2 separate regions of the Homo sapiens genome follow, and region 2 is linked to region 1. A link is an interaction called in ENCODE POLR2A ChIA-PET data of the cell type or tissue named here. Cell type or tissue: OCI-LY7. All regions are shown on one strand.

What was found. ChIA-PET counts read pairs that join two places held together with the same protein. Peaks named below come from ENCODE experiments on the same cell type or tissue, not always from the same donor. Only the 100,000 strongest peaks of a DNase experiment are listed, where the experiment ranks them.
Region 2: POLR2A ChIA-PET joins it to region 1 with 5 read pairs; 4 of 35 experiments call an interaction of 5 or more read pairs at or near these places.

What each region holds. Positions count from the first base shown.
Region 1 is chr5:113,501,553-113,504,052 of GRCh38, reverse strand. No RefSeq gene overlaps it. Among named protein-coding and RNA genes, the nearest start is that of YTHDC2, 11 kb to the left of the region's middle. In OCI-LY7, no CTCF peak of the experiment used is centred here; no DNase peak of the experiment used is centred here.
Region 2 is chr5:112,926,979-112,929,478 of GRCh38, reverse strand. All of the region lies in intron 1 of LOC105379123 (a long non-coding RNA gene), which reads right to left. Among named protein-coding and RNA genes, the nearest start is that of REEP5, 6.0 kb to the right of the region's middle. In OCI-LY7, no CTCF peak of the experiment used is centred here; DNase peaks (open chromatin) are centred at 1,288, 2,118 and 2,368; H3K4me3 peaks cover 2,500 bases; H3K27ac peaks cover 2,500 bases.

The DNA.
Region 1 (2,500 bases):
CTGGAATCACAGAGGAGCTGCTTCCCAGACATACACAAAGAAGTGGATTCAAATAGCTCAAGATGAACTGTGATGAACATTAAGGTGCACCACCAAGTTCTCCCTTCAAGAATGGACTTTTTGGGGTAGGTAGAGCATGATGGCTGATTAGAAGCCTTTAGCAATTGTCACCTCCACAGAAACATCAAATTGAACAACTACCTACACAAAAAAAGTAACTTCATAAGAACCAAAAATCAGATGAGTAATTGCAGTAACTGATTTTAACATCATATTAAGGAAACATGCACTGTTAAGAGGAAAAGAAAGACAGTCTTGAATCCCTTACACCACCCCTCCCTCATTGCATGGCAGCAGCTATTTGGTGTGGAGAGAGAATCTGTGTATTTGGAGAAGGGAGAGTGCAGTGATAGTGGGACTTTCTTTCGGAACTCAGTGCTGCCTTGTCACGGGAATGCCTATTTTTTGTGGAAACATGGGGCAGAACTCAGCTAGCATACTTGGAGGGAGCATTTAGATCAACCCTAGCCAGGGGGAATCACCCCTTCCGGCAGTTGGAACCTGAGTTCCAGCTAGCCCCATCACTGCAGGCTAAAGCTCTGGGGCCCTAAATAAATTTGAAAGGCAACATAAGCCACAAGGATGGCAATTCCTGGGCAGATCTTGGTGCTGACCTGGGCTCACAGCCAGTGGACTTGGGTTATACATGACCTAGTGAGACAGTTGGGATGACCAAGGGAGTGCTTGCATCACCCCTCCCCAACCTTAGGAGGCACAGCTCACAGCTTCAAGAGAGACTCCTTCTTGGGGAGAGGAGAGGGAACAGTAAAGAAGACCTTGTCTTGCAACCTCAACACTAGCTCAGCCACAGTAGGGTAGAGCACCAGGCAGAGTTGTGAGGCCCCCTAGCTCCTGGATGACATTTCTAGATATACCCTGGGACAGAAGGGACCTGCTGCCTTGAAGGGAAGTTACCAGTCCTGGCAGGATTCAACACCGGCTGACTAAATCAGCAGTAGTGGCCAGGTTGTACTTGCCATGGGCCTTAGGTGAGACTCAGAACCATGCTGGCTTCAGGTGTGACCCAGCACCTTCCCAGCTGTGGTAGCTAAAGGAGAGACTCCTTTTGTCTGAGGAAAGGAATGGGAATAATAAGAGGACCTTGTCATATAGCTTGGGTACCAGCTCAGCCATAGTGGCATACAGCAAGCAGATACCCAGGGTCCCTGATTCCAAGTCTTGACTCTTGGACAGGATTTTTTGGATGTGCCCTGGGCCAGAGGGAAGCCACTTCCCTGAAGGGAGACACCTAGGCCTGGCAGCATTTATCACAAGCTAACTCAAGAGCCCTTGGGCCGTGAATGAAAACTTGTGGTAGCCAGGCAGTACTCCTTATGGGCCTGGGTGGTGGTGGCCATGGGGAGAGACTCCTCTGCTTGAGGAAAGGGGAGGGAAGAGTAGGAAGGACTTTGTCTTATGACCTGGGTGCCAGCTCAGCTACAGTAGAATAGAGCACCAGGTAGATTCCTAAGGTTCCTGGTTCCAGGCCCTGGTTCACAGATGGCATCTCTGGACCCACCTGGGGCTGAGTGGAACTTGCTGCACTGAAGGACACAAGCCTAGCTGTATTTGCCGCCTACTGACTGTAGAGCCCTTGGGCCTTGAGTGAACATGTGTGGTAGCCAGGCAATGGTCCCTGCGGGCCTTGGGTGAGACCCTGTGCTGTGGGTCTGACCCAGTGCAGTCCCAGTGGTTGTGGCCGCAGTGGTGCTTGTGTCACCTCTCCCTCAGCTCCAGACAGCTCAGCACAGAGACAGACTCTTATTTGTTTGGGGGAAATTAAAGGAAGAAAACAAGACTCTCTGCCTGGTAATCCAAGAATTCTCCTGGATCTTACCCAAGACCACCAAGGCAGTACCTCTGTGAGTCTGCTGTGAGTCTGCAAGAGTCACAGTGCTACTGAGCACTGGGGTGCATCCTAATGCAAATATGGCTGCAGTGACGAAAGACTTAGATAACAACACCAAAATCCCTTTGAATACTTGGAAAGCCTTCCCAAGAACAGGTATAAACCAGCCCAGACTCTGAAGACTACAATAAATGCCTAACTCTTCATTCTCAGATACTGATGAACATCCACAAGCATCATGCAGGAAAACATAACCTCACGAAATTAACTAAATAAGGCACCAAGGACCAGTCCCAGAGAGACAGGGATATGTGACCTTTCAAAAAGAGAATTCACAATAGCTGTTTTGAGGAAGCTCAGCAAAATACAAGGTAACACAGAGAAGGAATTCAGAATCCTATCCGATAAGTTAACAAAGAGATTAAGATAATTAAAAACAAGCAGACATTCTGGAGTTGAAAAAAGCAATTGACATACTGAAGACTATATCAGAGTCTCTTACTAGCAAAATTGATCAAGTAGAAGAAAAAATTAGTGAGCTTGAAGACAGAACTATTTGAAGATACACAGTCCAAGGAGACAAAATAAAAA
Region 2 (2,500 bases), 570 kb after region 1:
ATGTGGATTGTTCTCTATAGTTGGACCCATACCCCAGGGTGAGTGAACGCCGTATTATCCTGGTATGGAATCCAAACCCCAGGCTTTATCTGGAACTGGACTAACTGGTCTTGAGCATAGAGAAACAACCTATTAGTGACTTGTTTTCTCCTATTAGTCCACTGTGCAGATACTATTAGAGAAACGTCAAGGAGAAATAAAGGACACTTTTTTTTTTTTTTTTTTTTTGGTAAGATGGAGTCTTGCTCTGTCGCCCAGGCTGGAGTGCAGTGGCGCAATCTCGGCTCACTGCAAGCTCCGCCTCCTGGGTTCACACCATTCTCCTGCCTCAGCCTCCCGAGTATCTGGTACTACAGGTGCCCGCCCCGAGGCCCAGATAATTTTTTGGTATTTTTAGTAGAGACGGGGTTTCTACATGTTAGCCAGGATGGTCTCCATCTCCTGACCTCGTGATCTGCTTGCCTCGGCCTCCTGAAGTGCTGGGATTACAGGCGTGAGCCACCGCACCTGGCATAAAGGACATTTTTAAACCTGGTGAGAAATCTCTAGATTTGTGTGCAATAGCAATGACATATTAGTAATTTCACATAAAAATACTTTTGCTAAACTAAAGGATATTTCCATGTTGGTTTATTCTCAACTGTGAGCACTAATTTTTAAAAATCAACTTCCTGTTTGATAAGGGGAGAAATACATTAAAATGCTTTGTCCATATTTTCAGTAGAAAATGTTTAAGAATAGGACAAATGAGGTAAAGAAAATGTAATTCAAATATATTCAATGAAACATGGTGATTTTCACATTTTATTTCCTTCAATGCTCTTTCTTAAATTACATTCAGACTCTACATTTTCCTCCCATCGTCTGGCAAGTCCGTGTCTCAGGTTTTGTTTACTCTGTCTTTTTCCCTTTTTATTCTGATGACATGTCATCATAAGCCTCCTGCAGCAGAGGGAGGGTGTATGTGCCAACAGGGCTGTGTCTGCAGGGGCTGAGGGTCTCCTGCCTGTCTCATTGGTGCCATACCAGGGTACCCTACAAATGCAGGGGTGGGGGAAAGGAAGGAAGAGATTACCTGACAAATTATGCTGTACCTCTTCTTCCTAACATGAGTAAGAACAAATGTGTTTGATGACTTCAACTTGTTTTCTTACCCTGAAGAAACAGTTTGTGTAGAACAAAAGTGACCTGATCTGAGTTCTCCAGCAGAATTTTCTTCTCTAGCTCACAGAGGGTATAATAATAGTATTTGCCTCATCCCAAGTCAGTTCAACTTCCTCCTTAGAAACTGCCAAAGTTGGCCAGGTGCAGTAGCTCATGCCTGTAATCCCAGCACTTTGGCAGGCTGAGGCGGGCGGATCACAAGGTTAGGAGATCGAGACCATCCCGTCTAACACGGCAAAACCCCATCTCTACTAAAAATACAAAAAAAAAAAAAATTAGCCGGGTGTGGTGGCGGGTGCCTGTAGTCCCAGCTACTCAGTAGGCTGAGGCAGGAGAATGGCATGATCCCAGGTGGCAGAGCTTTCAGTGAGCCAAGATTGCGCCACTGCACTCCAGCCTGGGGGACAAAAAAAAAAAAAATTGCCAGTGTCAACCGGTTCCAGGCCAACCTTCTTCACAGCCTCCAAAACAGATCTCATCTATCTAGTTCCCAGATCTAACAGCATCTGGCACACAGGATATATTTAGTAAATATGAGTAAGTGAATAGTTTGAGACCTTAGGCAGGGTTCTGGGTTCTTATTTTCTGCATCTCTTTCCTCTGCTATGAAAGAATCTAAGGTTTACAGTGCTGATGGGATAAACTAGGATCCCATACTCCCCGAATCTGATTGTAATTTACTAAAGTCAAGAATAATGTAATATTTCTCTATCTCAATTTTAGAGGCTGGGCATGATGGCTCACTCCTGTAATCCCAGCACCTTGGCAGCCTGAGGTGGGAGGATTGCTTGAGCTCAGGAGTTCAAGATCAGCCTGAGCAACATGGTGAAATGCCATCTCTACAAAAAATACAAAAATTAGCCAGGCTTGGAGGCATGTGCGTGTAGTCCCAGCTACTTGGGAGGCTGAGGTGAGAGGATGGCTTGAGCCTAGGAGGCAAAGGTTGCAGTGAGCTGAGATTACACCACTGCACTCCCGTCTCGGTGACAGAGCCAGACCTTGTCTCAAAAAAAAAAAAAAAAAAAAAAAAAAAATTACACCTAGCTGTGTTTTTTTTCTTTCTTAAATTATTTAAACACTTATTTTGCATCAAGTACTCTTCTAAAAACATTACAAATAGTAACTCACCTAACCATGATGAGAACTCTGTGAAATAGGTACTATTTTTATCCTTGTTTTACAGATGAGAGACCAGAAGCACAGAGAGCTTATGCAACTTGCCCAAAGTCACATAGCTAAATGGTAGAGCTGGGATTTAGCTCATACAGACTGAATCCAGAGATAGAACTCCACACTATGCCTCACTATACTGCTTTGCCTCACCATTGGTTGAATG